Regions from separate parts of the Homo sapiens genome. Here regions 1 and 3 are each linked to region 2. A link is a loop called in an ENCODE intact Hi-C map of the cell type or tissue named here. Cell type or tissue: PC-3. All regions are shown on one strand.

Region 1 (8,000 bases), 270 kb after region 2:
TGTGTATGTGTGTTGAGAATACTTAAGATCTACCTTCTTAGCAAACTTCAAGTATATAGTACAATATTGTTAACTACTGTCACATTGTTGTGTATTAGGTCTCCAGAACTTCATTATCTTGCACAACTGAATAGACCACAGGGAAAAAAATAAATAAATAAACCAATAAAAAGACTCAATTTCAATTTCTGTTGAGAAAGCAGTAGAGAAATGCTCACTCTCATGCATTACACAATGGTACAAACCCTGCAGAGGATAGGGCTTCCTGATGGATTAGATGTAGGAAGAGGATAGATACAAAAATAAAAAATGATGTCTAAACTTTTAGCTTGAGCAACTGGATGGTTTATGATGTTATTGACTGAGATGGAGAAGACCACACAAAGAACAGGTAAGAGAATAAATGGGTAAACAGGGGATCAATTCCAATCCAGTTAGTTTAAGTTCGATTTTAGATGTGTTATATTTGAGATCCCTATTACACAGTCAAGTGACCATACCAACAGGAAATTGTATATGCAGGTTTAGAGCACAAGGCTAGAGAAGTATATTTTGAACTCAGCAGATTAGCTACGGTATCAAAATCATGGCCTAAATGTCCTTCTACATGCTTGCTACCTCCAAAACCCTCTACAGTGTACCTGAGATAGACCATAGTGGTTCTCAAACTGTGAGGCTCATAAGAATCACTGGGAGAGACTTAAAAAAATCTATATTCTTAGGTCTTAGCACCAGAGATTCTGATTATGCATGCAAGCATTGAGGTGGACCCAAGTATTGATCTGAGATACATATTAAAAATGAAGATTTTCTGGGGTATTTTTAAAAATGAAGATTCATTCTGATGCCAGTAGTCCGAAGGCTACACTATGTGAAAAAGCCATAGAATTCTTCAGAGACCAATTAAATAACCTGGGGATATGTTTTCAATTTCTATAAATGATCAGCACTTAGATGGACCTGGAACATTGGCTAAGTATTTTATGTTCACGAACTCACTTAATTCTTTCTTTTCCTAAATTTTTATTTTTTAAAAGGTAATAAATTCACATGGTTAAAAGTCAAAATAATATAAAAAGAGAGATATTAAACAGTATTGTTCCCACTATTCTCATCCATTTTATTTCCAGCTCTGTGTCCTGTAAGGAATACTATTTCTATTATCTTCTTTTGGATATTAAAAATATTTCTTTCTGAAAATATAGCAAATACAAATATATTCTCTCCCACCAACTTCTCATCTTTCTTACTTAAAAGGAAGCCCATTATGTATAGTGTCTGCTCCTGTTTTCAGCATAAATGCCAGAGATCTTTCCACGTCAGCATACAGAAAGCACCATCATTCTTTGCATTATAGCAGCATAATATTTTGTGGTGTGCATACATCATGGCTTATTTCATTAGTACCCTGTTAATGAGCAGTTGAATTGTCTATCTTTTGCTATTAATGAAGGCTCATATTAATATGCATTCATTATTTCATGTATATACGTGTAATCTGTAGGATAAATTCCCAGAAGTGGAATTGCTGGGTCAAAGGGTAAATGCATTTGTAATTTCGAAAAAGATTGCCAAATTGCCCTCTGCAGGGGTTGTACCATTTTGCACTCCTACCAGCAATGTATCAGAGTGCCCATTTCTCTGCAACCTTGCCAACAGAGTGTGTTAAACTTTTGGGTTTTTGCCAATCTGATAGGTGAGAAATGTTATTTCAGTGTAATTTCACTTTGCTTTGTCTCTGATGAGTGAAATAGAGCCTTTATATATATATATATATATAAGGGGTCTTTGTATTTTTTTCTATAAACTCTCTATTGATGAACTTTTTGGCCTGTTTCTTCTCAATTTCTTGGAGCTCTTTATATATGAAAGAGATGAGCTCTTTGTGCTATGACACAGCTATTTTTGGTTTTTCTTTCGTATTTGATTTGCATATCTTTAAAATATATTTAAATGGTTCCATTTTTCTTTATGTCCTCTGAATTTTGAGTAATATTTTAAATGTATCAGTCTTTTTTGTGTGGCCCCTGGATTTTAAGTAATTGTTAAAAGGCCTTCCCCTGCTCCAAAGCTATAAAAGAATTCACTCATTCCCTTTATTGTTTCAACAATCCTCTAAGTAGGTCTTATTCACCTTCTTTTATGAATGAGGAAACTGAAATTCAGGGCTTACAGTAGGTCTCTCAAAGAGTAAGAGTAAGAACATGATTCAAAGAGTAAGAACATGATTCAAAGAGTAAGAAAATGAGTTTCTTTTCTCAGTGTCACTTTAGAAACATTTTGCAGGAAAACTTCTGCAAAATATTATCTAGGTTGCTAAAGAATATGATCCTGTTATTTCTGAGGCTTTAAATAAACAGAACAGCTCAGGTTTTGTCAACATTAATGTTTGCATTGAAACAAATACAAAAAGTCTCCCAAATCTTATAAACATCAATGCTTGAAGCCAACATGTTGAAACTGCCAGGACCCATGCACACCACCTACGGACGTCAGCAAATGTCCCTTTTAATTGAACGCTCAAAAGGATACCTGCGGGCAAGCAGAGAAGCCCTGCAGTGGCCACGCTGGACTGCATTAAGGGACACCTGGAATCCATGGCAGCCCTTTGTCCCTGTCTCTCCCTTTCTTTCTGCCAGAGCCAGCAGGGAAGGAGAGTGCTGACGTGTCTATTGAGGACTAGGAAAAATACTCGGTTTGAGAGCCAGTCCTGTGAAGGAGGATGACCCAGTTGAAGGTTTAAACCTGCAATCTCCTCTCCCTACCAAACTCCAAAACCCTGAGAGTCCAGTGTCCACATAAAAAGGTTATCGAGAGATTCATCTTGTGCAAACGGCAGGAGAAATGATTTATCAAGGTCACCTTTCAGACCCAGAGTTTGTGACAGGTGTTCCTCAAGGATCAACTCTGATCAGTTGGTAAGCACTGCCTAGAGCATGTGATTGAGGTGAACTCAGAGGCCACGTCTAGGCACAGTGCTACAGAGTGCTGGGATTCACAAGTGATGTCAGCTGAGAACATAGTAAGAGAAAAAATTTGCATCCCTGCCAAGCCTCTGCCAATATTGACTGAAAACATTATAATTCATTTATAGAATCAAGACCTGATAGAAATGACTGCGATATGCTTGCCCATCAAAAATGCCAAAGTTTTAGAATGCTTGGTTCTGAAGGAGCTGGTTCATTTTCCAGAGGGTGATATTTATTATCTAAAAGGCTGCCTTGTGTTTGATTTTCCTTACCCTGAATTTACACACTCCATTACCTTCTCTAAAATCCAGTGCTTCAGGACATAACACAGTGTATTCCAACAGTAGATGTTCAATGAACACTGAACTGAATCGTATCACATACAGCAGGTTAAGTTTAAAAAGATACTTTGCACATATTCACATATTCATTCAGCATGACTTGATTGAATAATTAGATACAGTCTCTAAGGTATAGATTTTTCCCAAATGCATGCATTAAAAGTTTTAACTTTTGATGAAGGGCAATGTATTAATTTTTTTCATTTATAGCTCATGCTTTTTGTATTAAGTCTGAAAACTCTTTGCCTATACTAACTGTTGAAAGGTTCTTCTGTTTTCTTTTCTAAAACATTTATATTAACACTAAGAGAGATGTTCCTTTTTATTGCTGGACATGGGTCAGAGTTCTAGCTCTTATATTGTCTTCACTAACACCACACTGGCAGTGACCTTGCTATTTCTGGGCAATGGTGAAAGTCCCAACTCAACATGAAGCTTCCTCTGGCACCACTCTGATGAGGAGAGGGAGAGGTACCTTATTACTACAAGGTAGAGTGGAAGTATAGACTCCTGATATGAACTCCACTGACACTGTAACAAGGAGGGGGCCTTGTCACTGACTGGTAGGGATGGAAATCCCGGCTCCCTACTTGGCCTTCTCTGACTGCCCCTGCAAAGATGCTGGGGTACCTCATTTCAGCCTTGATGATAGAAGTCTAAGCTCCCCACTTGGTATTTGCTGCCATGGGGTGGGTGGGGCTAGCTATATGTAGTCTTTTCTGTAGTGTTTGACTGGAGTTAGAGAAAGTATTGTCTGAATGTTTTCTGTCTTGCTAGGCTGTCTCTTTCATGGTCCTTTGGCTTTTTCCCCATCTGTGTCTATCAACATTTCTGGCTTCCCAGATTTTTTTCACACCAAGTCTGGGATATATGAGGCAAAAATAAATCCAGGGAATTCACCACCATGTTGTTCCTTGAATCTCAAGTTCCCTAGACAGTCTGCCGTCTTCTTTAACATTTTTCAAGTCCTTCATATTTATTTTACATGTAATTTCCAGCGTTTCTCGTTGTACTTGGAGGAAGGAATAGGGAAAAGTATATCTATTCCATTTTCCCAGAAGCAGAAGTCTTTCATTTGCTTTTTATGTCTTTTCTCTCTTTTGATCTTTTAGATCAAGAGTTTATCCCAGGACCTATCACTGGACTCTGCATATGAGAGATGCTCAAAAAATACATTTTTATTTTATTTCATTTTAGAACATAAGAACAAGTACATTATTATAGACCAAGCTCATCATATTATTTCTCAACCTCATCATTACTTACATTTGGGGCCAGATGATTCTTTGGGATGGAAGGTGAAGGGGGATTTTTGTGTGTGTTGCAGGATGTCTAGCAGTGTCTCTGGGCTTTACCCATTAAATGCCAGTAGCATCCACAAGTTGTGACTGTTAAAAATGTCTTGAGACATTGCCCAGTGTCCCTTCGGGGCAAAATCACCTGTGGTTGAGGACCACTGATATAGACTCACACATCCAATTTTTCTCAAAGATAGTGGGATTTTTTTAATGTACTGACCAAAAAAGCTAGCTTGACAGATATACTGCCTCCTATTTGATTGTCGGTGGAGGGGGCAGAGGGTCGGGGGGAAACACAAGGAAGATTTTCTCTTTGAAAATTGTCACACTGACTAGAACATTGCTTCACTTAGTGCTTTTCCTGCTTGTGGGACATCTGAGGGCCTGATGGGGTCAATGAATGGCTTCAGCATGGCAGTGCAGTGGGTGGGGAAATTTGTTAGCCACATGTGCTTCCACATATTTCACAAAGAACCAGAAAGATGGGAGAAAAGAAATTATATTTCACAGTTTATATTTCAGTGTTGAATTTAGAAATGGGAGGCAGCAAACTAACATTTCCAGCAAAAGCCCTCATCCTTTTGTTAAATACAGAATTGAAAGACCTTTATCTACCTGTTGGGCAATGACAACTTGTTTGGAATTTGAGTTTATGATAAAAGACAAAAGAGCACTTCTGTACTTTCCCTATAAAATCTCCAGAACCCTCAGAGTTGTTGAACTACAAAAGATGATTAACTGGGAGACAATGAAAGGACCCAGGTCTGCTCCTAACAGCTGTACAACCTTGACCAGTCACCTAACCTCCTGGTGCCTGATGCTTCACCTGTGAAATAGGGATAATAATAGTAGCACTTTATACATGAATTAACAGATGTAAAAACCTGAGAATGCTGCCCTCTGCAGAGTAAGAGATAGAGAAGGGCTTCCTATAATTATTGCTATTGTTTTTGTTGAGAGATTTTTGGCTGATATTAAGAGAGGAAGTAAATGCTATGTCTATGAAATCTCACAGGTTTCAGGTAGCACTGGGAGGTTTCAGATAAATATCTCTTATCAAATTAACAGAACCCTGTGGTGACTCTTTTGAGCCTGATATCCCAGTAAAGAGCTCCATTCAGGTAAATGGTACTAGAACCACCCCTTAGACCCACAGGGCATACATAAGCTTATGACTTCAGGGTCTAGGGAGGGACAGCCATGGATTGAATTTGCCAGAATGTGTTTCACATAAATCTGTTATTTTCTCTTATTGAACTTTGTTCGCTTTCCTCGGAACACTTATGCAATCAGCAATGAGATAGGAAGCCATTAATGTATTTATTTGTTTAATATCTCTTTCATTACAAGATTGTGAGTGTAATAAGGTAAGAATTATGTCTCTTTCCCTCACAATTATATTGTAGCATCTAACACAGTGACCAACACGTAGTTGATTCTCAAAATATATTTCTCGAGTAGATGAGAGAATGTTAGAGAATTGTCATCCAAACAGGGTTCACTGATAGCAAACAGGGTACACAGATAACAAAAATATATGTATATATGTGTGTGTGTATATATATGTGTATATATATTGTGTATATATATGTGTATATATATTGTGTATATATATGTGTGTATATATATATATATATATATATATATATATACTTTTAAGAATTCAGTTTCTTAAGCATTTTTTTAAGTTTTGCAGAGGCCAAATTATGTAAAGAGCTTATTAGGAAATAGGAGGCCTGGCTCATTTTCAAAACTTATTTTAGATACTTTATATCCATATTATATTCTTTATCCTTCCCCCTTTTAAAAACTTTACTTATTAATTCATTCACTGAATTTATTAAACACTACGTACCAGATATTGGTCTAGTGCTGGAGATATAGCAGAGAATCAAAGTTGTTACTCTCATGACATTTGCAAAGGAGCGAGTGAGGCCGACAAAAATAAGCACATATATTTAAACAAGTGGATGGCCTAAAGACATAAGAGAATCCCCTGCTGTGGTCTTTAAAGTCATTCATATTGATGCTTCCATCTCAGCCCAGAATTTTCGGTAGAGTCAGCCAAGCGTACAGACCCCTTCTCTTTGCTTCCTTTCCTCCATTCATTTAAGGTGCGCTTAATGAACCTACTCTATGCCAGGCACCCTTCTAGACTCTGAAGACAACGGCAAACGTGGCAAAGTCCCTGAGCTCACAAGCTCACATTCTAGTGCAGACACACACGACAAGCAAATAAATGAGCATCCATCAGAATGTCAGCTAAGGGTCAATGCCACAAAGATAAATACAGCAGGCTGAGAGGAAAAGAGAGGAGCAGGGCAAAGATGCCGTTTTGCATAGGGAAAGTCATGGACGGCCTCTCAAGTAAGATGACATTCGCGCTGAGACTTGAACAAAGTGAAGGCATGTCGATGTCAGGAGACAGTGATCGATCCAGGCAGAGGAGTACCTGTAGCCAGGACGTACCTGGTATGCTCCAACTACAGCAAGGAAGCCAGTGAGGCCTGGTGTAGAGCGAGGAGGTGGACAGCGGTAAAAGCAGACATCAGAGAGGTGAGTGGGGCCACATTATTCCCATCTTTGCAGGCCGCAGTTAGGATTTGGGATTTTTTTTTTTTTTTTTTTTTTTTTTGAGACGGAGCCTCGCTCTGTTGTCCCGGCTGGAGTGCCGCCTCCCGGGTTCAAGCGATTCTCCTGCCTCAGCCTCCCAAGTAGCTGGGACTACAGGCCTGCACCACCACACCTGGCTAATTGTTTATTTGTTTGTTTGTTTGCTTGTTTTAGTAGAGACAAGCTTTCACCATGTTGGCCAGGCTGGTCTTGAATTCCTCACCTCAAGTGATCCACCCGCCTCGGTCTCCCAGAGTGCTGGGATTACAGGCGTAAGCCATTGCGCCCGGCCAGGATTGGGATTTTATTTTGAGTAAGATAAGAGGGACTGAAAAACTCCGGCAGAGGAGTGACATGATATATGCTTTAAACGGACAGTTCTAGCTCCCCTCTCCAAGCATCAAAGCACAACTCCAGTCTCCAGTTCCCACCCTCCATGCCAGTCTTCCAACCAGAAGCCCACCCTGTAAACTGTATCCTGGGGCTAGAGCCTCAGCCTGGAGACCAATCAAATCCCCAGACAATGCTGGTAACTATACGGTATGGAGCATCACCGCTGTATAAGAGGGAATTGGATTCAGCTTGAATGACAGGAAATAAATGGGTCTGGCAGTCAGGAAACATGCATAATTAACACAGTCAGGAAATCTCATAACTATGTTCCCCTGAGCCATATATTCTACCACCTGAGGCTCAGTTTCCTCGTCTGTGAAATGTGGGAGGTTGAACTCGAAGACCTCTGAGGTACTTTCCGACTCTCAATCACTGTGGTCTCCTGA
Region 2 (8,000 bases):
GCTATCAACCCAGCATCCTACAGAAGACTGAATGCTGCCAACAACCATGAGTGACCTTCAAAGCAGATGCTTCCCCAGTCAAGGTTTCAGATGAGACCACAGACCCTCCTTAGCCAACACATTAATTGCAGCCTTGTGAGAAACTGAAGCAGAAGACCCAGTTGTCATACCGAGATACCTGACTCACAGAAACTATGAGATTAATAAATATGTGCTCTTTTAAGCCACTACATTTTGGAATAATTAGTTATGCAGTAAATACCATCAAATGTTAATCCTCGTTTTAAAGTTCCAAGGATGATTGGTTATCTCTGAGGAAAAAAATTCCCCCAGAAAAAGGAAACAAAAAACATTTTCAATTATAATTTAAGAAAAGTTTTCTGATTAAAAAAAATGTACAAACCAAAAGGGCACAGTATGTTCCAGAAAGAACTGATACAAGATATATCACAGTTAAGCTTCCAAACTCAAGGATACAGAAAGAATTCTTCTAGGATCCAACCAGAAAAATCACGTCACCTATGGTAGGATGATTGCAAGGTGGGGTGGGGATGAAAATCAGGCTGCTCTCAGACTTCCCAGAGCAACATTTAATGTCATAAAATACTGATGCAATGTGTATCTACAAAGTTCTGAGGTACAGAAAATACGACCTGACAATATTATATCCACTCTACATGTCACAAATCTATTAGGCAACAAGCAGTCATTCCCAACCATGAAAGATATCAAGGATTCTAGAACCCAAAGACTCTTATTAAATTAACTATTGGCAATAAAATCAAGCAACAGATCAAAAAAAAATTTTTAAAGACAAAATGTGATGAGCACTGGATTTATGGTTACAGACAAGAATATAAGTATTATAAATTATGACAATGTAAAATTACAACTTACAGAAACTGGGACCTGAAAGAGAAAAGGTGGGGGAAGTATAACTGTACTTTCATACAAGGGAATCACTCAATACTGTTCAAAATTAGAATATGGAGTTAAAACATAATCACTCAAACTTGTCAGTGGGTTTCATATGTTTTCTTGTAATGGAGGCAAGTAACCTTTTATCAAGAAACATTTACATAAACTTTAGCAAATCTTTTGTTTTATAAATTCCACTAAAAAAGTAGTGTATATAATATAATCCCTTTGTATTATCCTTTTGTTCCCAGAGAGATGTCTGTCTTTGTGAATGGTAGAATTTAGAGTAATTTTTGGAATGCATTTTATATTTTCTACATTACTTACATAAATTGAATATCCTTTTTATTAAAAGCATGATGTTGTTTTCCCCCACAACAATAAAATGCAAAAAGGAAGTAAATACTGAAAGCCTGAAGTAGAGTAGAGGTATTGAAAATGAAGTCTCACATATTGTTAGAAAGATTCCTGCATTGGTAGTAGTTAACCTCACAGGCTTCATCTAACGTTAAGTTTCTGAGATCACAGACTTTCTCCCTAAATAAAGATCTTTGCAGCATAAAAATCCCTGTTTTCTATTATATGACTTCTAAAATTCTTTGCCTGGCTTTCAAGGAGCACCAAAATACGACCCTAAATGGCAACTAAATTGTTTTATATAATTAAACTAACCTTCTCATTGTCCTACAAATATCTCATGTTATACTCGGCTTTTATATCTTACTACCTACTTGGAATATCTTTTAATAAATAATTTAGGTGTTTCCATTTCACAGACTATTCCTTCCCCAATACTTAGTAAGATAAACAAAACGAATTTTAAAAAGAAACTATCTAAATGATACCTAGCTAAAGTTTATTTGCTACACAAAATTCTTCCTGAAATCTTAGAATTTAACTAAAAAAATTCTTTCAGAATTTTTAGAGCACTCATCGAGACTTTTCTATATTGAAACATAACTCTAAATTAATACTGCTTTGCAGACTGTATTAGTCTTAATTCAAAAACTTAAAAAAAACCTCAAAGAACATAAAATTTTAAAAATATATTTAAAGAAACTCATCAAAAAAATAAAAAGAAAATAAAAGAATGATACAAATAGACCTGATTGGAAATATGTTTTTAAACCTCTGAGATGGTCTTCCCAACCAAATATTTCATATTATATATTTTTAAAAGATAAGATTATGTATTTGTATAAAATGCTACAGTTTACAAAGTGTTTTAATAATCACTTTTTCATTTACTTGCAAAAATATTCTTACAATCATAATTATCCACAAAAGGACTGTGAGTATACTTTAAAAAATTATAAAAATAAAAATTATAAAAAATATTAGTCAGTATGAAACAATTTATCAAACTTTATAAATTTATCACACAAATGTATTCATCATAATCCTCTTTAACAACACAAAGCTACATTTGCAATGAAGCAGCTAAAGCTTTCTTTTTTGTTTTTCCTCTCAACTATGATTTAAATGTTTATATTCCTTGTTTTAATATTCCAACACACAGTCAAAATGTGGCAGTTGCAGTTGTACATTTACCTTCAATAGTAACTATAAAACCTAAAATTATTTTCAGTTGGCTCCTTTAGTAAGACCCAAAATTTCCTAAAGAAACATTTAACACTTAATGTTACATTTACGGTAATGAGAAAGAGCAAGGATAAGTCAATGTAAAAATGAATAAGCTTTAATGATATTCTTAACAGGATTTTCAGATACTTCTACCACAAGATGGAGATAAAGTAGATGTATTTACACACGTCAAAATATATAATTTTATTAAATTATTTGATATCACTTGGCTCATAATCAGAAATATATGCTACTCTTTATGATAAAGGTAAACTCACTTCACATGTGATCATTTTTAATTTAGTTATTTCCAAAATATCTTTTAATAAAATAAAGACATATAACATTTTCATGTTTCATTTTACACAGGAAACTACCAGTATTAACGTATTTTTAAAAACACGTTGAAGAAGATTCATATATCAATACCAGAGCTGTTCAATAATTTTTTTTGTAACGATGGAAATGATTGATGTCTGCATTGTCGTATGTGGTATCCACAAGCCACATGCAGCTATTGAGCATTTGAAATGTGGCTAGTACCACTACGAGACTCAATTTTAAATTTTATATAATTTTAATTAATTTAAAATTAAATAGGCAATGTGACTACTGGCTAATATACTGGACAGCACAGAGCTATATTATAGCCAATTTAATATTTTAATATACATTGAAATTCAATCATGGTTTTCAGAGTGTAAAATAACACATAAAAACTGAACTTTAAAAATAAAATTACTATAAATCAATGATAAAAACTAAAGATTCTGACCATTAATAATGGAGGTTTTTCCAAAATCATCAGGAAAAAAATAGAAAAGCTCAATATAACGGTAAAAATAAAAACCAATATATATTAAAAGGAGTAAAGTTTATAGCATCTTTCGAAGGGAATAAAAGAGCATATATTAAAACACACAAATCTTTTTAAAGTATACCAATAACCATGTGAATTTTCAAATTTAGTATAGAAATGTGCTTATTTAAAACATGTAAATATCTGCACATACAATAAACATATTTACTATTTACACAAGTCAAAGTTAACATTTTCAATAATAGGAAAAAAAAATTTGCTCCCTCTTACCAAAACAGTAGGAGTCTAACTCTGCAATTACAAAGTAGAGCACTTTGCACCAGAGAAAGATTCCAACATAAATTATGTGGACCTCAATCAATACAAAGTTGGGTATCAATTAAACTAGAGAGCCAGTAGCCATTCTGTTTCAAACTGAGAGAAATAGTCTTACTAATCCAGACAAAGATGCCAGTCAAAGGTGCTGAAACCAAAAGGAAAAGTTTCATGATGATCACATCTCATAAAACGTAGAGAGGATTCATGAAGAAGCCACTTCACTGGAGTCTGTTCTTGGATTTGGGCAGAATAAGGGAGGAAGCTGATTTAAAAGTGCTATAGAGGTGACACTGAGAAGACAAAAGAGTGTTAGGAAGAATCCGAGAATTGGTCACCAAATAATACCTGAAAATGTGTTGACGGTTGGATTATTCCAGCACAAAAGCCCTGACTTTAAAATTAAGCAAACAAAAAGGATGTTTCATTAAACTGTCTGTATATTACAAAACTGGGATATATTCTTCTCTTTTGCAATAAATAATCAAAACCAGCTTTTTAATGACCAGTCAGGCTCTAACAGAAAATGAAAAATAGGCTCCCACATTCAGCAGATCTACCCTTCCCCCAAGATCTCAGTAAATTATTTCTACATGTGCTGTGTTAAAATTGAACCCCTAGAGGGCAACTGAGCTTCAATCTTTACTTCATAATATACACTTCAGTTCCTCAGCAGTTTATAGATACCATGACCTACTTCCTTATATCTTGGAACTTTTCCTCTAATACAAAAAGGAAATGGAAAGAAGAAAATTGATATATTCCATTCACTAATGCAAAATATCATTATGTAATACATTCTTTAACAGCAATCATTCAACAATGAAGACTATGGTACAAATAGGTATATTCCTGAATAACAGACTTCATAAATGAATATGTGAATATTAACACTCTCAGTAGGAATCATGTAGCAGATAAGAAAGACATACTTAACAAGTCTATTTAATATAAACGTTTTGCATAACTTTACATTCACTAAATGACATGTTAAAACTTACAGGGAAAAAAGTGAAGAATCCAATTTCAATAACAACCCTATATAAACTATCCAGTATAAAACACTACAGGAAAAACAATGCTTCTTCAAAGTCAAAATGTCAAGAGGTTCCTTGCTGCCCGACTAAGTTAACGCTATTTCATTAGAAAGAAGTACTGATATTCAAACAGGCCCACACAAAATACTGACATAGCAAAAAAAGTTATTCTATCAATATAAAAATGTACTAGCTAGCAAGGCCAACAATGATATCTTAGATTCAGCCTTTTTTAATGAAACTCAAAAATTAGACATATACAAGTATAAAATGTATGTACCAAAAAAGGTAGCATAAAAGAAAATGCTGCCAGGTGCGGTGGCTCATGCCTGTAATCCCAGCACTTTGGGAGGCCGAGGCAGGCAGATCACGAGGTCAGGAGATCAAGGCCATTCTGGCTAACACAGTGAAACCCCGTCTCTACTAAAAATACAAAAAAATTAGCCGGGTGTGGTGGCAGGCGCGTAGTCCCAGCTACTCGGGAGGCTGAAGCAGGAGAATGGCGTGAACCCAGGAGGCAGAGCTTGCAGTGAGCCAAGATCGCGCCACTGCACTCCAGCCTGGGCGACAGAGCAAGACTCTGTCTCAAAAAAAAAAAAAAATGCTGAGAATTTACCTGGACAATATACAGAATAATAATAACTAACTGATAACTTGGTCCAAAAGTCATGGGTTTTTTTTTTTCACTTTTTATTTGTATAGATGTAGGGGGTACAAGTGCAGCTTTGTTAAATGGATATATTGTGTAGGGAGGAAGTCTGGGCTTTTAGTGTAACCATCATCTGAATACAGTACCCTGTACCCAATAGATTTCTCATCCCTTACCCACTTCCTACCCTCACATCTTTCCTGGTCTTCAATGTCTATTATTCCACTCTCTGTACCCTTATGTACACATTACTTAGCTTCCACTTATACGTGAGAACATGTGATATTTGACAGAAAGTCATGTGTTTTTTTTTTAACCCAAATAAGACTTTTACATAATCAACTCTCTTTATCTCATACTACAATATGTATTCACTAACTGGAACAAAATTATAATTCCATCCATAAACAGCTTTTGAAGGAAAATATGTATTTTGTGTCACAAGTCCTTCCTCCCCAGCAGAGAAGGTCACCAGTACCTCCTTAGCTACTGTACTCAGCAACAGAACCATCATCTTGGTAAGGACAGAGAATACACACACATGCTGGTTAAAGACTCTTTCTCCATGTCACAATCATTTTCTTCACTAAATTCATCAATTAATTATTAGCATTACATCCTAAGTACTTAGGAATCTCAATAATCACAAAGCAATTTCTGCTCATTTGGATTAGAATCCATATATGAAAACTGAAACATCAAAGAATGCACTGATGGAACACAGAGTAGGAAGAAGCTGCTAAAGAAGGTGAAGTTTGTGTGCAACAGGGTTAGTAAAGGAAGCAGCCATATAATTGACAGGATACAAAAGAGGTCAAGGTTTACGGCTGCCAGAGCATACTTTCTTATTCCCTAAGAGTTTGCTAAGAATCCTTGGCCTACTGGAAAAGAACCTGACACCTAGCCTAGATAATTTGGCTTTTAACCTCCAAGATGGAAGTAAGGGAAGTAAAGGTCAAGAAATAGCCAACACACACACACACACACACACAGAAATCTAACAACAAAAACAGCCAAAAACTTATGGCTTATATAGAAGAGTGCTTTAGATAATAAATTATGTAACTTTAAGATACACAAATGAGCAAAATCTATATGGTTTGTTGCTATGGGCTGCTTTAAGGAGACATTCTGTTCCTTTGGCTAATCCATTATTTCTCAACCTTGGATGCACATTCAAATCACCTTGAAAGCTTTGGGAAAAAAAATGCAATTATCTCTCTGTGGAGAGAAACATGTGCACTATTATTTTGTTTTGTTTTAATTCCTAGATAATTCTGAAGTACAATGAACGTTTGAGGATCACTGATTTAGCCTGTGTGTGAGAGATGAGGATCCAATACACATCGATTGTACAGGCAAAGTAAAGGTTCTACTCTAAGAATATGACAATTTGAATCTCATCATCTAAACAGACTTCACCAGGGAAGATATGAAAGAAAAAGATAACACAAAAGAAGTTGCATGAAGCCTTAATCACGGAAGCAGTAAATAGTAGACCTATTTAGGTCTACTCTGAAAATCACTGGGTACTAATGAAATGAAAGAGCTCCTCAATATGCTCAACAATAAATAAGTCAACCACAGATGATCTCTGAAGCCAAAATGAGAGGGAAAGGAACAATTAAGATTTTTCACACTAATGCATCACAAAGTACACTTAAGTCAAATCTTCAGATATTCTAATTTCCAAAAGTTCAAATTTTGCGATCTAGGCATAAAATATATCTATGGGAGGTATACCAGGAAAAAAATACAATGCAACATATCCTAAATTTAAATTTGTACACTGTACTGACACAATCTAGGATTCAATGAACATCTAGCTGCTTTTAAAGAGGGTTTCAAATTTCCAAATATAGCTTTGACTTTTCTCCTAGGATGGTCTAGTTCAGTCTGTGTAGGTGAGTGACAAGAAATAAGCAGACACTGTAACTGCAGTAATCTGTATTGAGATGGAATACAACTGTTCCTACTGAGTCAATAAAGCCAGGGTATTCCGTCACCATAAAGGCATATCATCTGTCTGGAACAGTCAGTTAGAATGGAAATGAAATCACCACATAAAATGCTCAAGGACCCAATAGGCTTAAAAAGACAACTATAAAAGCAAGACAATATATTACTGCAGAGAATTGGTTTCTTTCTTCTTTTCTTTTTTTTTTTTTTTTGTTTTTGTTGTTGTTGTTGTTGTTGTTGCTGTTGAGATGGAGTCTCTCTCTGTTGCTCAAGCTGGAATGCAATGGTGCAATCTCAGCTCACCACAACCTCCACTTCCTGCATCCAAGCGATTCTCTTGCTTCAGCCTCCTGAGTAGCCGGGATTACAGGCATGCGCCATGACACCTGGCTAATTTTTTTTTTTTATTTTTAGTAGAGATGGGGTTTCGCCATGTTGGCCAGGCTGGTCTCGAACTCCTGACCTCAAGTGATCTGCCTACCCCAGCCCACCAAAGTGCTGGGATTACAGGCGTGAGCCACCACACCTGGCCAAGAACTGGTTTCTAATCATGTGCTTGATATTTACCCATGGTTTGACCTAAAGCTAGTCAATTACCTAATATTTTACATAAAGCACTTTGAAAAATATCATAAAGATTCTGCCCATCACTTTAATTCTATGCAAGACTTGTCCTTTGGCAATGTCACTGACTAGGAAGGTATGAGTACAGGGTTGA
Region 3 (8,000 bases), 150 kb after region 2:
ACACACATATATATATACCTTATATATATACACACACACACATATATATATACAGGTTATAGTATGAAGTGAAAAATAGTAATTAATAAGTGTATGAGCCTTTATTCATGGTTGGATTTGAAAACAGCACAAAATGCATAGCTATCATGAATACAATACAACCGTGCCTTTTATAAAGCAACTATAGTCACACTTCAAATCTTACCTTCAGAATTCACAATAAAGACTCCTGAAATCATTAAGCATGCAGAGAAAACTACCTAATTGACTGGCAAGAAATACTTTTTCATGTTCAATTTGTCAAAGATGACTTAATACCAGTAAAACCTAACATCTTGACCATGACATTTTAGGATGTCAATAGTTATACAAAAATTCTAAGAGTAATCTTTTTTAGGGTGAATTTTCTGGAAACTGAGATTTACTAAGAAGAAAAATCCGAATATATTACCATTGAAATCTTAAAACTCCTGTGTTTCCCACCATGTCTTCCAACAGAAAACTGGTGATTTCTTAGGACTTTAATAGTATAGCTGATGTTAGGTCATTAATGAGGGCAGATTTAAAATGGAAGCCTGAGAATGTGATTTTAAGTGTATTTTTTCTCCTCTATATAAGAGTTGTAAAATGGAAATCTATCAATTACCTGCTTAAGAATCTCTCGTAGCTTCCTTTTGCCTAGCATATAAAATCTGAACTGAATCTTTTATTCAATAACTGACATCAATGTTTTCTTCTTTTCTCATTCTTCTTAATACTTTTTCAGCTCAAGTCAGACTATTTTCAAGTCTGGATTTTTTTTTCAGCCCTACCTTTGTATTGTCATCCATATTGTCTGTCTGCCTGAACCTCTTTATTTTTCTATCAACCCCTATTTTTCTCCATCTTAAAGCTCTAATTCGTAGCCCTGCTCTAGGAGGCCCTCCATGATTGATACTAACTGTGGCTGTTGTTTGGTTCTTGGCTTGGTTGGTTTTTATTACTCTGGGCCCCCTCTTCTAGCTCTTTTATTAATACCTCAGAGAATAGTTTGCAAAAACTATGGCAACTTTACTAATATTTAGCTTTCATCATGGACTTAATGGCAAATGAGTGACAAACTTGTCTCCCTTGACAGTAGGCATGATTTCTGCTGCCTATTGAATTTCAATGCTATTGTGTTCTATTTAAAATTACTAAAACTCTCATTTATCTATGAAGCCCTTAGCCCCACAGATCTGCCTCATGTGCTCAGTTTGTCTGTTTTATAGTGTCTGTGCTCCTCAGGAGTCTAGATATTTTGGCCTGTGAAAACTTTCTCCCCTAGGGGTTTTGATGACACCATTTTATGGTGAGGTGTCTCCTCTGGTAAGTTCTGAATATGGTGACACATACATTTATTAAATTAATTTTTAAAATTAGAAATACATAAACATGTTAAAAATCTCAACTGTTGTATAGTGAAATGCAATCTTCCTTCCTCTTCTTCCTCCAGTCTCCTAGTTTCCCCGTCCAGAAGCAGTTACAGTTGTGTGCCACCTTCTAGAAAAATTCACTGCATATACAAGAGAGGGGGAGAAAGCTATGGATTTTACTGGTTCACTTAATATATTTGGAGCTTGTGTCCTATCACTCATATTTTTAAGGACATATAGGATTCCACTTTTTGAATGTACCTTAATTTCTTTAACCAGTTCTGTACTGATGGGCATTTATCATATTATCACTTTTCATTCTTATAAGCAGTACGTATACAGTTTTGAAAATGTAGATGATATCTGTTGCATAGACTACTAAAAATAAAGTTGCTCAGCCAAAGGGAAGCACATTTTAAATTTTTATGAATTTGGGTAAATTTCCCTTCAATGAAGTTGCATCAATTTCCATTCCCACCAAGAATATGTGACAGCTGTATCTGGCAAACATATGTATTTCCCTGGAACTTTGATCTATTTGAAAGAAGACTAGGAACACATTTACAGTACTGTTACCAACATCTTCTTCACTTTTGATTTTTCTGTAATTCTCCCTGCCAAAATTTAACAGAACGCTGTCATTTTCCTGACTCATCGTCCTTTTATTTCCACTTTGTAAAAATGTCTGTGTTTGGTTTTATGTTTTTAGGGGTGGCATAGAATCTTCCACCAGAACCCTGGAAGTGTAGGTCAGGATGTTAGAAATTCTTCTAATAAATAGTGTCCAGGAAACACTTCATTAGAGTAATTCTCTGGCACAGGGAGTCCTGGGTGGTGGCTCTTGTGACAAGCCCCTTTACCTATGGTATGTTGGAAATTTAACCACAACCTTAGGGCATGCAATGATTGTCTTTCCTTTAGGTGTTTAACTCATATAATGTCTTAAAGATAAATGGCACCAGTAATATTTTAACAATGTTCGGGTATCCTTTGTTTCCATAGTTACCTGGGTTTCTGTTAGCTTAAGACTTTAGATGTGTAGCTTCAAACTCTGGGTTCTTCTTCAACTAGGTCAAGAGTTCACACATTTTTCCACCCACTGGGCAGGCAAACCAAGTTGTAATTGTTGCTTATGAAGAGGATCCTCAAATGGTACAACACTCAATTAGGTTAGATTAAATTCAGAGCAATAAAATATTTCTGAGTATGTTCTCAGAGAAACCCACATCTTAGTTTTCCTTATCTGAGATCATCTTTACCAGTTAAGAGGGCACACTTCAAATAATACAAACATTCTTTATAAATTCATTATTTCCTAAATCCCTTCCTAGTTTCAGTTTTGATGAGCTCTTTTCATAACTCTAGGTACTTTAGATATGCTTCTCTCAGCCTCGATTTGGCTTTTAGGCTAAAGGGTTTTCCTAATCACAGCAAGTGGGTCAAAAATTAGGATAGGCTTCCCATGAAAGACTAAGTACAATAATTGAACAAAAGGGGTGAAAGTTGATTAAAGTGATGCGAGGAGTAAATGGATTCACTTTTACAGGATCTTCTGAAATCTGAGATAAAGGACTGACTCCTTGGCTAATCTCAGTGCAATTACCTACTCATGGAGATCAATACTTTTTTACTATTAAAAAATAGTGAAAATTTTTAAGATTGGTTAAGGAAGAGTAATGTGTTATTAGGGGAGGCAAGGAAAACTTAGATCTAATTTAGATTTCTATGAAAACAGTGGGCATCAATAGGAGAACATAAAAAAGAGACGTGAGTATTAGGAAAATACCAAAAGGTTTGGTTAGAAACAAATCCTCTTGTGATAGGAGATAAGACTGAAGACCAAACAGAAATTATAACTGCATAGATCTTGGTTTTATTCATTCATTTGCTCATTCAGCCTGTTCACTGGCTCCAACATAGCTCTTGATTCTATCCCATGTGACATATTCATTGACCAACCATGTGTTTTGGACAGATCAGCAGCTAGAGATCCAAAAACGACTGGTTAGATGGAATGTCTTAGGAAATAGTGTCATCAGTGGTGTACAAAATGGTATTAAACTTTCCCTGGATGATGGATTAAAGAGAGAACAAATTAAAGGCATAGATATAGCCATCTGCTAATCAGGGTTTCACAAGGCATCTGTACCTTAGGCCATTCCTTTTGGGATTTCCACTTGCAAAAAATATAGTGAAATAAAACTTAAACTGAATAGAAGAAAGAATTTCTTAGACTCATTCACATTCAATCAATGTTTACTGAGTGCCTAATATGTGCCAAATATTATACTAAAATGCCGAGGATACAGCAGAGGGACAAAAATTCCCTGCATTTGTGGTGCTTACATTTTACTGATACAGTTAATGAAGATCATAAAAATTTTAAACACTGGAGCAGTGAAGTGAGATTAGGAATCCCTGTGCCTTTAAAGATTGAGAGACTATCATTTCCTTGGAAAGAATTATGTATTATCTTGCATGTATGTGTGAAGGCAAATGAGTAAAGGAAATGCTTCTTCAGCAACCTCTTTCAATTCTCTAAAGTTATTTTCATTACCTAAATATTAAAGAGTGAGAAGGACTTGAGGGGAAAAAAAATAAAGCTTTTTTTTTGTTGTTTTTTTGAGACAGGGTCTCACACTGTCACCAAGGCTGGAGTGCAGTGGTGCAATCTCAGCTCACTGCAGCCTTGATGTCCTGGGCTCAATCAATCCTCCCTCCTCAGCCTCCAGAGTAGCTGGGACCACAGGCATGCGCCACCGTGCCTAGTTAATTATAAAACTTTTTTTAGAGATGGAGTTTTGCTGTGTTTCCTAGGCTGGTCTCAAATTCCTGTGCTCAAGTGATATGCCCACCTCAGGCTCCCAAAGTGCTGGGATGACAGGCGCGAGCCACTGCACCTGGCCAAAATAAAGCTTGACCTGAGTTGATATGAGGGTGATGAGACTGAGTAAAAAGCCCATAGGATTCCAGCCTGTGTTCATGTAAGTATTCAGAACAAGATAATCTCTGCTACTCTCTACACTACTTTGATTTAGGAGTGACTGTACTTGGCTTTAACAACCTCACTTAGGAGAGATATTGAGAAAGCCAAATATGACAACATGTGGCTATTCAGCATAATGCAGAATCTGAAAAACACAATACGTGAAAATTGATTCAACAAACTGGAGGAGATTACGTGTTTGTTCTGAGGCTATGTAAGCTTGAGTCATGGTTCTGCTCTTTGCCCTCCGTGCAACCTTGGAATATTTTTACTTTATTTCTTTGTTCTGTTTCCTCACATATGAAACAAAGATAATAACATTGCCTACTATATCAATTAGTATAATTATAGCTTCAGGTAATGGAAAAGCCAGGTAATTTGGCTCAGTTCACAAAGACGTCACTTGTTTACTTAATGAGAAATCTAGAAGTACATGGCTTAGGGTTAGTCTGGTGGTTCCACAATGTGAGGATTCTAGGTTCTCTATGATTTTCCCGACTTTACCTCCACTGTTGAAAATGGCAGTGGTGGCTCCAGAAATCTCATTTTCATAATTTCAAGTCCAAAATCTGGAAGAAGTGAGACCAGGTGGGGGTGTAAGACAGAGAGAAAACCCTCCAAACATGTCTCTCTTCTTTTCAAAGGAAGAAAAAATGTTTCCAAGAATCCCTCTAGCAGATGTTCTTCTATGCCTTCGTAGCCAAAATGGAATTCCAAGGCCACTTCTAGCTGTAAGAGAGGCTGGGAAACAAAGTATTTGGTTTGATATCCTCTTTAGCTGGAGAACAGGCAAGAAAGATGGCACTAACAAAGCTGAACACACCGGCATTGCAAAGGCTGTCTACCAATTGCTTAAGTCCGATGAGATAGAATACATGTACAAGTAGGACAAAGTAGATTATTATTTTATCACAGATTTATTATAGGCAGCAAGGATAAACAGAAGCCTAGAAACCAGAGCAAGCCAGCTTCCTAAGGCTCAGGAAAGCTGCCCAGGGTGGATGGAGTTCCGTGTGTGCATGTCCCATGTTGCACCACAACTGAGGGACCCTGAAAAGCATGCTGCCCTGGGTTTATATAACCTGGGTGACATTTGGCACGCTAAGCTCAAGCATTGCAGAACATCCTGTTCTAGGAGAAACGAGGACACAGTTTGGGTTGTTCTGGGCATTTCCTCCTTATCTCAGGATGTTGAATTCTCGGTACATTCTGCCTGAGAATTACATGCAAGAGAGGGAAGATCTGGGTCAGCCAACATGATCTGTCATCTGGAGACCTGCCCTCTTGTACATCTCAGAATATTACTGTAAATATTAAGTGGGAAGAAACGTGAAATAATTTCCATGGCATGTAAACATTCAAAAATGATAACAATTATTTGTCATCTTTATTTGCACAGAAGAAGAAGCATTTTAATGGAGAGACTTTTTGTGATGCGTGTACAGAGGACATTATTAGTGAAATAACAGCAAACTTGCTATTAATGAGATCTGCTCAAAATCTCTATGAGGTAGTGAATGCCCCATCATGAAGATTTTCATGCAGAATTGGGATGACCTCTGTTCTTCAGGTAGGAACTTGGATTAGATATGTCTAGGATTTCTTCCAGTTGAAGTTCCTGTGATTCTACAATAGGGTAGTCTGAGGATCAAGATACAAATTTCTTCTCTTATCTTAAAATGGACTTAATTTGCGTTTAGATAAATTGCAATGTTCTGGCTAGATCCAAATTTCTAAAATGAGGAATATTAAAAGTCTAACCATTACAACTCTACTGGCCAGTGTGATTCATGCATCATTTTCAGAGAAGAGAATAGCTGCTTAGATACTGAAAGGTACAAAATGATAGTATTTTCTCTTGTTTAGAGGTACAGAATCCACTTTATTTTTAGATCTTGACATTCTAAATACTTATATCTCTTCAAGATAAAAAAAGAACATTGTTTATTTTAGTCAGTATCTTTCCCTTTCTCATTTGTTTATACATTCTTAAAATAACCATATAGTTCTCATTTATCAAACTTCCCTATTGCATGTACATTCTTTCTTCCTTCGTTAGGATTTGGTAAGAGTGCTATGAATGTGTTAGAATGGTGTAAATGATACTTGCTGTGTATGATTTTTTCCCCCTCCCCAAGCCTGCCAGGGGAGCGAGGTGTTAAATCTCATGAGATTCTTTTACCAAGTCCAAGTTTTAAATAAATGAAACTTGTACAGACTCCAACATACCATCTTGAGATAACCTCAGGCCCTGAAGTGTATCGACAAGCAGAATGATCTCAGCCAAGTTGTAAAACTGTCTTTGAAAAGAATAGCTGGATGAAAAACATTAGCAGCAACTGAATCAAGAGAAAACGTGACTTCAAACTGAAAGGCACTCTCATGGTAAATACATAGTAAAACCATGTTCTGCAACTTCATATTTTCGTAATGCTTTAAGCTACCCAAGGAGCCCATGCAGATATGCAAAGCTACTCATTGAGAAGCTCAGCTTATCCCTACATATGCCATCACCAGTTTTTCACTTAACGTTTTCTCCTCAACCCCTTTCTATTTGGCTTCCATTCTACTACTCACCAACCACCTTCAGTTTGCAAAATCCTATGCAGATCTTACCTTAACTTTTCAGCATCATTCAGTAAGGTTAAAAACTTTTCCTTCTAGATGGTTTTGGTGGCACCAGAGTCTTCTTGTTTTCTTCTTTCTTTTTTAGCTGCACTTTCTCAGTAGTATTTGCTGGCTCTCCTTCCTTTACTCCAACTCTTACTGTTGTAGTTTCACTGATCTTGGATTGAGTTCCTCCCTTTGTTTTCCTATTTATACTCTCTGACTAAGGTTCAAAATTGTCTTTATCTGTTGTAAAATCTGTGTTTCAAGACTAGAACTTCTCCTCTAAATCCCATCTATCTGATGACTGATAGATTTCAGACTGAACATGCTTAGAATAAAATGCTTAGCCATGGCTGTTCCCTGCTCCCTGGCCACAGTTGCCATACACCTTCATCCTTCCTCAGTTTTCTCATGGTAAATGTTACCATCATCCACTCAGTTAATAATACCTGAAACCAGGGAAATGGTCCTGAAATTAGTCCTTTTTTAAATATCACCTTCACATGTAGCCAATCAGCAATTCCTACAATTTATATTCCAGAATATATGTCAAGTCCATCTACTTTTTCCACCTCCACCGCTGTCACCTAGCTCAAGCCACCATCATCCTTCACCTATTCTATTGCAGTAGCCTCCTAGAAGGTCTCCTAGCTTCCTTTATTAGCCCTGTACAAGCCATTCTCTGCATGGCAGCAGAATAATCTTTTAAAAACTGAAATCATACCAATTACTCCTTACCCAAAAGTATTGAAGGGTTCCTGTTGCATGTTGAACAAAATCTACACTCCTTATCATGGCCTATGGAGTGCTTCATGTTCCCAACCTTGGCAATGTTTTTTAACATGCTACCAGTTCTTTCTGTTTCTTACTAAGTCCAGCTCACATTGACCTAACACACTAACCTCTTTCCTGTCTCAGGCCCTTTGCCCTTGCTGTTACCTCTCTTAGAACATCCTTTGTTGCTTTGCATAGCCCATTCCTCCTCATTCTTCATTTCTCAGCTTAAATGC

The links. Peaks named below come from ENCODE experiments on the same cell type or tissue, not always from the same donor. Only the 100,000 strongest peaks of a DNase experiment are listed, where the experiment ranks them.
Region 1: it touches region 2 in a loop (5-fold over the local background); 3 of 110 quality-filtered maps call a loop at or near these places.
Region 3: a loop joins it to region 2, with 6 times the contacts of the local background. A loop is called at or near these places in 2 of 110 quality-filtered maps.

What each region holds. Positions count from the first base shown.
Region 1 is chr3:28,014,108-28,022,107 of GRCh38, reverse strand. The region is part of intron 1 of LINC01967 (long intergenic non-protein coding RNA 1967); the gene reads left to right. Among named protein-coding and RNA genes, the nearest start is that of LINC01967, 10 kb to the left of the region's middle. In PC-3, a CTCF peak has its summit at 5,499 (motif pointing left); no DNase peak of the experiment used is centred here; H3K4me3 peaks cover 517 bases; H3K27ac peaks cover 1,235 bases.
Region 2 is chr3:28,283,046-28,291,045 of GRCh38, reverse strand. All of the region lies in intron 2 of CMC1 (C-X9-C motif containing 1), which reads right to left. Among named protein-coding and RNA genes, the nearest start is that of CMC1, 45 kb to the right of the region's middle. In PC-3, a CTCF peak has its summit at 4,259; a DNase peak (open chromatin) is centred at 4,265.
Region 3 is chr3:28,136,976-28,144,975 of GRCh38, reverse strand. LOC105377008 (a long non-coding RNA gene) reads left to right here and starts at 7,976. Exons shown (of 3, transcript XR_940674.3): 1 at 7,976-8,000. In PC-3, no CTCF peak of the experiment used is centred here; a DNase peak (open chromatin) is centred at 4,555.